Regions from separate parts of the Homo sapiens genome. Here region 2 is linked to region 1. Evidence: chromatin contacts called from ENCODE Hi-C or POLR2A ChIA-PET data. All regions are on one chromosome and are shown on one strand. Each heading gives the region's core, a stretch centred on a gene start or an enhancer-like site at or near the end of the contact. The rest is flanking DNA. Distances are from core to core; before and after follow the strand shown.

Region 1 (6,118 bases), core at 2,121-4,620:
GGGCAGATCTCTTGAGGCCAGGAGTTCGAGACCAGCCTGGCCAACATGGTGAAACTCCATCTCTACTAAAAATACAAAAATTAGCTGGGCATGGTGGCTCACGCCTGTAATCCTAGCTACTTGGGAGGCTGAGGCAGGAGAATTGCTTGAACCCGGGAGACAGAGGTTGCAGTAAGCCGAGATCATGCCATTGCTATCCAGCCTGGACAACAGAGTGAGACTCCATCTCAAAGAAAGAAAAGAAAAGAAAAGAAAATTCTGTCGTTTAAGCCACCCAGTCTGTGATATTTGTATGGCAGCCCTAGCACACTGATACATATATAGCTTGAAAGCAGCCATAGACAATATATAAACAAATGCTCATGGCTGTGTTCCAATAAAACTTTATTCATGGACATTGAAATTTGGATATCATATGACTTTCTTGTCATGAAATATTATTCGTTGTTATTTATTTATTTATGTATTTATTTATTTAATTTATTTATTTTGTTGAGACGGAGTCTTGCTCTGTCTCCAGGCTGGAGTGCCGTGGTGCGATCTTGGCTCACTGCAACCTCTGCCTCCCAGGTTCAAGTGATTCCCCTGCCTCAGCCTCCCGAGTAGCTGGGACTACAGATGCACGCCACCATGCCCGGCTAATTTTTGTTGTTGTTGTTGTTGTTTTTTTAGTAGAGACGGAGTTTTTCCATGTTGACCACAATGATCTCAATCTGACCTTGTGATCCACCCACCTCAGCCTCCCACAGTACTGGGATTACAGGCGTGAGCCACCGTGCCTGGCCGCTTTTTATTTTTTTTTAACTATTTAAAATGTAAAAATCATTCCCAGCTCACAACAGAACAAAAATAAGCAATGAGCCAGATTTAGCTGGCAGGCTCTTGTTGTAACTCTTGTTCTAGAAGGCAGTTTGATTCAAACTAAAGCCCGGTAAATCACAAGGCTTTGTCTCAAGATCTGATACTTGATTATTCCCTTCTGTCCTTCAGCCTGGCTTCACTTCTGGGTGTAAAAGGTAATATGGGGCATCAGCCTGTCTTAGCCCCACCTCCCCTGACTTCCTTTTGTGTTAGAGAACTATACATAAGGGGACTCCCTGCCTCTCTCAAATTCTCTTAGTACTGGTTTTCCTGGTCAAAGGATAATGGATAGACTTTCCACTATCGTGACACTTACTTTTGGAGATGGTTGCATCCTGTTCAGAGTCTGAGGCTTGTGTCTGCTCTCAGCATCCTCCTGTTGGCAGACCTTTCCACCATAAATGGCTTCTGTGTGTCACAGTCTGTGGTTTAGGCTTATGGCCATATTCTGGTTTTATTGTTGTTGGAGACTTTTTCCCTCCTGTTTTCCATTATGTTCCTGGGCTTTAAGCAACTGGGGTGAATTAAAAGTTCCTTTACTTACATATCTTTGAACAAAAGCCAGCCAAATCCTTCTGGACAGTTGGGAATATGTCTTTTATTCTCTGCCTTCCCAGAGTGTAGGCCAGGGCCTGGTGCAGAGTAAGTATCTACTGAGTCACCAATCTTCTCAATTTTCCTTATTAAACATTTCCTTGCCTCTTCTACTCTCACACATGCTGCCATCATCTCTTCTCTGAATGTCTGCAACAGCTTCCACACTGGCCTCCTCTAATCTGGCCTTGCTCCCCTTCATTCGTTTTCTACTTTTAGCAAAATGATCTGATTATATCACAAATCTAAGCATGCCACTCTCTTGCATAGAACTTTTCAACAGGAGCTCTATATTCTTAGGATAAGCTCTAGAGCCAACCACATAATAGTCATTCAATAAATATCTGTTAAATGAAAGATTATAGGGAATCAGAAGCCTCAGGTCGTAAGAAAGAGCTCAGACAGGCCACTGAGTTATCGTATCTCCTTTGGCAATTTATTAAATCTTTTTTTGCCTCAATTTTTCTGTCTATAAGTAACTGCCTATGGTGATAAAGCAAAACTAAAATAGTGGATGAATATGTTAGTTCATGTCTTCCAAGAGTAGATACGAAGATAGGATTAGATGTGCAAGAGATTTCTTAGGGAAGGTAGAAAGGAAAGTTGGGAAGAGCCTCCAGACTGCAATGGATGCCTGACACTCATGGAAGGAGGGAGAGAAGGAGGGTTTTCAGACCACAGTGCAGTTCCAAGAAAGCTTAGCCTGATCAGTGGAGATTCCCAGAGCCAAACCCACCTATAGGAAGTGTCCCACCTCTCACTGGAAACAGTCTGTATCAGTCCTCCTGCCAAGTTCATTCACTGGGCAGGAGCAGCCTGCAGGAAGTGTGTTCTTCACATCAGGAGGATGACGGATTGACAGAGGCAGAAGCACCCTGTAGCAAAATATCTGAACAGTGCATTCTCATAGCCTCCACAAGTAGAAAGCCCTTTGAGTTGTTAGGAGATGAGACATTAAGTAAACACACACACACAAAAATCATCTTTCCATTATTCAAGGACTGTCTGTTTAGCTTGTGGGTCTCACATCACGAACTATCAGTTTTACTTTTTAAGCCTTTTCTTTCTGCTATGTACCTTTTATCTCTTCACTACTCATCAGCACCTTTGTGCAGAAGTTGCAAGAATAGAGAAGCAACAACTCAGACCATTCTTTTCAAATGCTGAATTAGCAGGGCCCCAAATCCTCCCTGTTACACACTCTTTTTTAAAAACATTTTTCATGTTTGGAGAATGTTTTTATCTTCTTTTTAAAATGGTAGCATGCAGCAATGTGTTTTGTCTAAAAATGTTGTTAAACTATGTTTTGGTCAATAATAGTTTTAAAGGCCTAGACTTCCATTTACACAGATAAAAGAGTGGCTCTATGTTATTATTACTATCTCATATACTTCATCTCTTATTGGGATTTCCTTAAACAACTGGCTTTTCTGTGGCTTTCAAATTCAAAATGAAAAAGGATGCTAAAAAAGAAAAGCCAACATCACCAGTGTTTTCTCTATACTTGAAAGAAAACATGTTCTTAAGAGTCATTTTTATTTCTTAAAGCACTTAGGATTTATTCATGAAGTTACTTGAGCTGGTGCCAGAGAAAGGAATAGACCATCCAACATCTGACATTTTCCAGGGCGATGTGTCCAGAACTTGGTGACCCAGTTATTCTCTATTGGCGTATATTCAGCTGAACAAGCCAGGGACCAAGAGGCATGAGGCTTATGAAGCATAGCATGTTTTGTTGTTGTTTTTGTTTGTTTGGTTTTTAGCCAAAAACTACTCTTATAAAGAAAATGAAGCATTAAATAAAATGTGTCACTACAATCTTGTATAATCTTGAAAGCTGGCACTATTGAGCTATGAAAACAAGACTAAAGGCCAAGGCAAATATGCCTATGAAATACTCAAACCCAGTGGGATGTTGCCCAAGGAGGCCTGCCACATGGTAATACCCAACCCAAGCTCTTGATTTGGATTTCTTGCTATGCACACCTAAAAGTGAGGTGGCAGCTGTGATTACTGAAGGACAAAATTGGAATGTAATAGAATGACCCTTTCCCATAGTTTCTTTAATGTCAGGCAATATATTTTAAAGTTAGAAATGAAACTGAATATAATAGTTGAAGAAAAGACATTTTCATGTTGATATACATCGCTGTTCCAGGTTACTCATTTGTTTATTATGCATAGATTTAGCATATCAGGTGCCCAGTCTAGGCCTCCATGTTATGGATGAGAGATGGTACACAAGTTTTTAGCTTAATCTTTACATTTTTATGAGGTCTATATTACTACCTCCATTTTATATGTAAGGAATCTAAATTTCAGACAATGGAGAAGAGTTGCCTAAGCGCATATAACTAGTAAGAGTTGGATTCAAGACTCAAACCCAATGAATCTAATTCAGAAACTCAAGTCTTTCTAATATACAATAATGTCTTAAGGAAAATAGAGAAGGAGAAATATTAATTTCTAGTACTCACATTTGCATGAGGACAGAAGACAGGTTTGTGAAATAACTAGGGACTAGTTGGAGGCAGTATTTAAGCATGAAGCTCTAGTCTGAGTACTACAACAGTGCGGCAGAGGAAAACACTGTGTTGCCTCTCAGATGGAAAATAGGTTTCCCCTGACACCCACCCCCACAACTGCCCCCAGCTCCAGCTCCAGCCCTTCCTTATCTGGCCTTCATACCCCAGAGAACTGAGAGTTCCTCCCATGTGTGCCCCGCAACTATTGGCTGCCCACCATGGCCAGACTGTCATTATCCACACCCTCCTCATCTCCTTCTCCAGCAGACCTCGTGCCCCTGGGTCCATTCCAGAAATCCTGTTCCCTTGTATTTGCACCTGTGTTCTTGACTAGCTCCTTCTCCTTAGGCCCTGAACATACTGAGATCTCCTGATCTCCTCTAAATTACAAAAGCCCTTCATCAAGGTACCTCCTAAGGCCAGCATTTTTGCTTCCTTCAATCTTTCTGATTGAGTTTCTTGAAGTAAATTATTTCCCACTTATTCCTTAATTTATTTTATTCTAATTTCTGTCTTCTGGCTCTTGCCAAGGTCACTTCATAATTACCAACTTTTAGTGACTTCAGAGGTATCAATTTTCAGTCCTTTTCTATTAACCTATTCCTGCTGATTAAAGTCTTCCCTTTTTTGTTATATACCATATCACTTTCTTCTCTGGCTGCTCTTCTTCAATCTTACTTCAACTTCACAAATGCTATCATGCCAAGATTTTTGCCTTTACCTCTCTTATTCTCGGTATAACCACACTTTCCTTAAACAATCTCAGCGTCTTTTACAGCTAAAACATCATTGATATTCCACATTCCTGAGCTCCGGCTTCTCTATGCAGACCCAACTGAGTGTCTCATAGTCACTTCAAACTCAATGTGTATAAAAGTAAAACTCCTTTTCTCATGATCCAAACCCCTGTACACCTCCCCTGTTACTCCCTTTGTCAACATGAACCAGGTGCTCAGCCAAAACCTGAAAACCATCCAAGACACCCTTTCTGTATACATACTCTAGTCCGGGCCCTATGTTTCACCTAGTCATAGTTTATGGCAACAATCCCCTGACTTGTGTCCGATCTCTTCCTTTCCACCCCCAGTCCATCCCTCATGTTGCTTCTAGATTATAAAACTTACATTTTTAGAGTCCTCATCACCACAGAAATTGTTCTCAACTCATTAACATAGTAAAGTATTTTATTATCTAGCCCACGTCTGTCTCTTAAACCCTATCACTTTCCACTCTTTTCTATAACTGACATTTCAGGAATTCCAAAATACCTGCATTTCAGCCAGGCATGGGGGCTCATACCTATAATTTCAGCACTTTAGGAGATAGAGGTGGAAGGATTGCTTGAGCCCAGGAGTTCAAAACTGGCCTAGGCAACATAGTGAGACCCCATCTACAAAAAATAAAAAATTAGCCAGGCCTGGTGGCATGTGCCTGAGGTCTCAGCTACTCAGGAGGCAGAGGTGGAAGGATTCCTCGAGCACAGGAGGTCTACACTGCAGTGAGACATGATTGCACCACTGCACTCCAGCCTGGGGGACAGAGCAAGACCCTGTCTCTTTTAAAAAACATACAAAAACAAAAAACAAACTTCACCTGCATTTCCCCAAACGGCCATGCTTTCTTCTGCTCCTCTCTTTTGTACATGTTGTTTCCTCTCCCTGGAATTCCCCTCTCCCTGTGTTTTCCCAATGAGCATATTCTTCAACAGCCATCTTAAATATTACTATCTGTAAACCTCCCCTGATTCTCTACATGATGTCCACTACTTCTGCCTCTTGTGCAACCATTATGTCTTGTATATCTAAACAAAAAAGTTATGATCCTAAAGGACTATAAGATTGTAACCTTTTTGTTATAGAGCTGTCTTCTAGCCTAGACTATGATCTCATTCAGGCTCCATAACTAAATTTCAATAACACAACCAAAAAAGAAAACTTCAGGTTAATATCCCTAATGAACACAGATACAAAAATCCTCAACAAAAATAAGTGAGCCAAATTCAGCAGCACATTAAAAATATCATTCACCATAATCAAGTGGAATTCATTTTAGGGATGCAAGGATGGATCAACACAGGAAAATCATTAAACATGATATGTTAATAGAATGAAGGACAAAAATCATACTATCTCAATAGA
Region 2 (6,092 bases), core at 1,760-4,259, 38 kb before region 1:
AAGAGTTAGTTAGAGGCTGAGTAAATCCTAGATTTGAATTTTCTTAACTTCAATATTTGTCTTCTTTTGGATATGCATTGTTTTATACAGTTGATCCAGAAAATAGCTACTTTTTAAAAAACTAATAAACTTTAATTTTTAGAGCAATTTTATGTTTACAGAAAAATTAAGCAGAAAGTACAGCATTCCCAAATACTGCGCACCCCCACAGTTTTCTCTCTTATTAACATCTTTCTTTAGGTGTTAATATTCTGTATTATTTATTACTTATTACTAATACTCCCTATTATTTAGATGTTAGTATGCCCTATTATCTGCATTTGCTATGATTGACGAATCAGTATGATACATTATTATGAAGTAAAGCCATTGTTTACATTAGTGTTCACTGTGTTGCATAGTTCTACCGGTTTGGACAAATGCGTAAGCAGCTTTACTGATCACGTGAGATCACTTCTGTGTTCATTCTGGGACTTTGGAGGGGTTGGGATAGTTGAGTGTGATAAATCAGGCCCCAGACAAGATCCCTGAATCTAAAGTAGGGGTTGTGTGAGTGTCTGAGCCTTGGTTCCGCAAGGAGGCTCTGTTGTGATAATGGGTTTATGGTTCCTAAAAGTCAGGTGATCATGGCAAACTTTTTAGCTGTTCCACCCCTAATCACACACATTGCTGATTCCCTCTGGAAAATTTAACCTGCTTGGAAGTCCGTACATCTCCCAGCACCACAGAACCTTGTTCGACAGAAGGAGGATACTTCAGAAAATCTATGCAGTAAGAGATGCCTGTTCTTTTGTTGTGTCATATTTGAAGCAGTTGAATAGTCAAAAGTGCACTTAGCATTTGAGTGACTTTGGCAGTTTAACCTCCATGAAACTCAGCTTTCTCGTTAAAAAGAGACATAATTGTTACTGGAAAGGGGTCCTGATCCAGACCCCAAGAGAGAGTTCCTGGATCTCGCACAAGAAAGAATTCAGGGTGAGTCCAGAGTAAAGTGAAAGCAAGCTTATTAGGAAAGCGAAGAAATAAAAGAATGGCTAGTCCATAGACAGAGCAGCCCCAAGGGCTGCTGGTTGCCCATTTTTATGGTTATTTCTTGATTATATGCTAAACAAGGGGTGGATTATTCATACTTCCCCTTTTTAGATCATATAGAGTCACTTCCTGACGTTGTCATGGCATCTGTAAAATGTCATGGCCCTGATGGAAGTGTAGCAGTGAGGATGACCAGAGATGACTCTTATTGCCATCTTGGTTTTGGTAGGTTTTGTTTGGCTTCTTTACTGCAACCTGTTTTATCAGCAAAGTCTTTATGACCTATATCTTGTGCTGACTTCCTATCTCATTCTGTGACTTAGAATGCCTTAACCATCTGGGAATTCAACCCAGTAGGTTTCAACCTCATTTTATCCAGCCCCTATTCAAGATGGAGTTGCTCTGGTTCACACGCCTCTGACATAATACTTAACTCAGAATCAATGAAATAAGCTCTGGGAAGTACCTAGATCTGGTAGACATTCAGTAAATGATAACTGTATTATTACAATATCTGTCAGGCCTCTGAGCCCAAGCTAAGCCATCATATCCCCTGTGACCTGCACATATACATCCAGATGGCCTGAAGTAACTGAAGAATCACAAAGGAAGTGAAAATGGCCTGTTCCTGCCTTAACTGATGACATTACCTTGTGAAATTCCTTCTCCTGCCTCATCCTGGCTCAAAAGCTCCCTTACTGAGCACCTTGTGACCCCCACCCCTGCCCGCCAAAGAACAACCCCCTTTGACTAATTTTCCTTTACCTACCCAAATCCTATAAAACGGCCCCACCCCTGTCTCCCTTCCTGACTCTCTTTTCGGACTCAGCCCGCCTGCACCCAGGTGATTAAAAAGCTTTATTGCTCACATAAAGCCTGTTTGGTGGTCTCTTCACATGGACGCGAGTGAAAACATTCAATTGTCATCATTTCACTACCAGAGGTTCTTGCATTTAGGTTCCTCAGAAGAATCCTCTGGGACAACAGGTTTCAAACCTTATTCCTCAGAACTCTACAGCTCCTCATCACATTGTGTGAGGTTTAATGGAGAAACAGATTAGGCTGGACTCTAGATTTCCATTTTATTATTTATCTCTAAGGTTGTAATGTGCAAATAAAGTTTATAAACCATTTTTTTATGAGAAGTGGTTTTAGACAGAGATCCTTGATTGTATTTTATAAAGTCTACAACAGAGTGAGGCTAAGTTCTTGTACTTTCTTTTCAACCCCCAAGGTCTCACAGATCACTGATGAAATGTACCATATAGACTCTTAGGAATTTTTGCTAAATCCTTTCATTGGATTTTAAAAAGAAAAAAACAAAGAAATGAACAAAACAATAATCTTGAAATTTTCCAGATTAGAACACGTTCTCTCCTAATACATGATTTGGGATTTCTTTTCTTAAGGGACTGCTCTGATCTTAGACAATCAAATCATCAATGTTTTCAATTTTATATTAATGTCTCCTAAGCTAACTCAGCCCTCACATTCATTTATTCAAAAATATTTGTTGAGTGTCTACTGTGGTGCCACGTACCAGAAATACCATGGAGAAATGTTTTCCGTTTTCTACCTGGCATTTTTCCAAGGTCTGTTATCCTTTCAACAGTTCAGTTCAGCACAGAACTTGCATTTTAATTTTCATTACAAACAGCCTGCCCATCTACCACTGGCACATTCTCTAGCATGTCATAAGCAAGTCACATGGCCACATAGTATTGAAACGGGAGACTTCCCTGACTCCCTTTACAGGATATGAGACAGGGGTATGGCTCCCTTGTTCGGTTGCCCACTGCTCAGACCCCTTGTGAGAGGAGGAGCATGCAGATGGGCAGGTGCAGAGGCCAGGGCGAGCACTTTGGGCTCTGGCCCCATGGTAATGTCTAATGGTGGGTGCCTGCAACCTCAGTGTTACAAAGCTCTTTCAGCTTGGCCACCCGCAGACGGCTTGAGTGTTAATCAGCTCAGTGGACCTTCTGCCTTTTCGCAAGGGCAGAGGGCCAGTGTGACAGCTTCCTGTATCCCGAGCTCTTGTCCAGTGTCCCGGAAAAATTGGGTCACACACGGACTGGAAGGATGAATGTGAGGTTTTATTGAGTGGTAGAGGTGGCTTTCAGTGTGGTGGATGGGAAGCTGGAAGGGCGGGGGCTGGGGGATGGAGTGGGAAGGTATCTTCCCCTGGAGTTGGGCCACCCAGCGGCCGGAGGCAAAACTCCTCTTGCACCACCCCCAGCCAAACTCCTCTCAGCATCCAGATGCCCCTACTCTTCTTTCTCTCTGCCGCGTTGTTCCACTGTCGGTCTGCTTGCCTCCTGTGTCCTCACCTGCTGGTCTGCTCTGGAGCTTGGGATTTGGGGTTTATGTGGGTGCAGGATAGGGGATGTGGCGGACCAAAGAGGAGCGCGAAAACAGGAATATTTGTTCTCATTTAGGGCCATGAGTATCCAGGCTTGAGGGTGGGGCCTTTGCCGGGGAACTGCCTTCTTCTACCCAGTATTTCCCTGTCTCCTGTCCATATCAGTATAGTACATACCTACTAGCATCCTTCAATTTGCTATTTCAAATTAATTCCCCAGCGCAAAATAAGCATGTGGAATTCCTTAAAACACATAAAAAAACAAATTTTTGAAATCAGGTTGTAAACTATTGTCATTAATTCCATTTATAATTGTATCAGATAAAATTCTGTTAGTGGTTATTTAAACTTATGTGAAAGTTTAAAAAAAATTTACTTAATGAGTAATATTATTACTTTATGTCACAACCATTGCTTGCTTAACATACAGTTTTTCCTTAAGCTCAAGGTTATCGATCCATTTGATTTTTTTCCTTTCAGCAATGTTCCAATTTTGAAAATGATCTCAAAAATGATTTCTACCCCTTTTAGAAGAAAGAATACAATGGGTTACATTTCTGGTCTGGTAATTCTCTGAGAGTCTTCATGCAAATAATGAGAACTTGCAAAATGGGCAGAGATAAAGAAAAGAAAACTTGAAGTGATTAGCCCCATGGTGCGTCGCTGTTTCTTGAGCTTTTCAAATGCAAGCCACCATTGTTCAGATTAATAAAATTAGCACATTCCATTTTGGCCGTAGAAGCTGGATAAGTAAATTACTTCATACTTTCCATTAAACTCTAATTTAAACACTTTGAAAAGAAAGTATAAAAGGAAATTTTAATAGGTACATTGTTTTCAGATGTCTATATCCTGTTTTTTATTAGTTGATTGGACTTGACCCACATAAAAGTAACATTTAATTTCTCTAAGTCATGTATTAGACATTGGTCAGAGAAAGAAAATGAAGAATAATATGATGGCTTCTTAGCTTTTATTATAACTAAATAGAAAAATATCTGAATACTGGACCACTAAATTAATTTTTAACTTGGTTTACCAAGAGATAACTTAATAACACAAAAGGCTTTACTATAGTGAGTTGCCCTATGGAAGTTAAAAGAGAAGGCAGAAAACTATAAAGGCTATATGACTACATATAGATTATATAACTTGATATTTATTTTCCTGAACTGAGAGTTGATCTTTTTTTATTAGCAATTCTAATCAATTGATTAATCATTGACCAGAGGAAGAAAACTAATAATAAAATATGCTGGTATGAACTAGTTTATTAATAGTGGGGGAAGAGATGTGAATACCTTAGAAAGATATTTAGAAGCTAGAATCATTTAGGCAGGGTGTGAAATTAGAAAGAGATGGAAGAATGAAGGGTGACTCCCAGCAGAAAGCACACTGCAGGAAGACCAAGTCCAGTCAGCAGGGTGTGTTCAACTTGAGTGTAATGAATCTGAGGGACTTGAGGGTTAACCCAGTGGAGATGATTGTTGGGGAATTAAATATGAGTCTGAAATTCAGGTAAAGAAAATGTGTTAATAAGCATGACTTAAATGCTTTAAATGTGTTAACACAAAATCATATATGATCACAGCATAAAGAGGGATGAATTCTGTGAATATCAAAGAAGGCTACAGAGAGAAGTTGGTATTTGAACTTGAAAGATAGATAGGATTCCAGTAGTTGGAGAGAAGAAAGGATATTCCAGCTTAGGGCAATTTCATGTGCCAAGATTCAAAAGCTTGAAAGTGTTTGTATGATCAGGAAATGTCTGGTAGAAGAAAAAGCATAGAATTCATGAAGATAATGAGTATTCATGCCCAAAAGGAAGATCATTGCCTAGTAATATTTTGATCTCATTCTTAAAAATCTTCATTCTATTCTCGAGGGGCAATTGGGATCCATTGAAGATTTTTGAGGAGGAAAGAGCCAGATATTGGAAATAAGATGTTGTAGACAGAAGTAATTGGGTTTGATTGTTGATTTTATTTGTGATTGACACAGAAATACAAATCAAAGATAATACTGAGGCTTCTAAATCGGAAGGGTAGAGTTGATGAAGGTGCAATTAATTAAGAAATAAAGCACCGAGGAGAAGCACACCTGGATGAGGGGACTCTTGAGCTGAGGCATGGTAGACCTCTAAGGTGGCCCTCTGGATGCAGCTCCGGAATCGTGCTAGCGGAGATGGAGATTTGGCAGCCTGGGTCTTCAAAATCAAGATAACTGTAGTTAGAGGAAGGAGTAATGAGAAAAAGGAAGATTAAGGACAGAACCTTAGGGAATATGTACACTTAAGGGAGAGGCAGAGGAAGAGGAACTAGAGGGGAAGGCTCAGTGACCAGAGACACACAAACAAGAACCAGGAGAGGGCAGTATCATAGAAGCCAAGGAAGAATGGTATCACCAAGGGAAGGAGAGGATTAGATGCTTTGAAGCTGCCCTGGAAGACCAGCACTGAGAGAACAGACCTTTGGAGCTCACAAATACAAGGACATAGCTGAGCAAGAGGTCACAGAGAGAATATTTTTCATTGAGTGATGGGTTGTATGCCAGATTGCAAAAGGTGAAGAAGTGACTGTCAGATGGATCACACACTGCAGCATAAGTATAAGCTTGGTGAAGTTTGTGGATGATAACTAAAAGAGAAAGTAAGATTGAGGAACGTGGCTTTGGAGGGCAAGGCAAGCAATTCATTGAGAAA

The links. Hi-C counts contacts between places; a loop is a spot of excess contacts on that map. ChIA-PET counts read pairs that join two places held with the same protein, here RNA polymerase II (POLR2A). Pooled maps may share reads with other maps.
Region 2: a loop to region 1 is called in a map of posterior cingulate gyrus, with 18 times the contacts of the local background. The contact joins two enhancer-like sites. A Hi-C loop is called at or near these places in 4 of 168 maps with a recorded cell type or tissue (Calu3, astrocyte of the cerebellum, endothelial cell of hepatic sinusoid and 1 more) and 1 of 50 pooled maps. POLR2A ChIA-PET finds 5 or more read pairs at or near these places in 2 of 52 experiments (H1 and activated T-cell).

What each region holds. Positions count from the first base shown.
Region 1 is chr13:33,450,319-33,456,436 of GRCh38, reverse strand. It overlaps a transcript of STARD13 not described here. Among named protein-coding and RNA genes, the nearest start is that of LINC02344, 120 kb to the right of the region's middle. Within about 2 kb of position 3,370, at least 5 of the 41 ENCODE cell types and tissues checked have a DNase peak (open chromatin) inside an H3K27ac peak, as active enhancers do.
Region 2 is chr13:33,487,713-33,493,804 of GRCh38, reverse strand. It overlaps a transcript of STARD13 not described here. Among named protein-coding and RNA genes, the nearest start is that of LINC02344, 160 kb to the right of the region's middle. RefSeq lists an enhancer at 3,745-4,321. Within about 2 kb of position 3,009, at least 6 of the 41 ENCODE cell types and tissues checked have a DNase peak (open chromatin) inside an H3K27ac peak, as active enhancers do.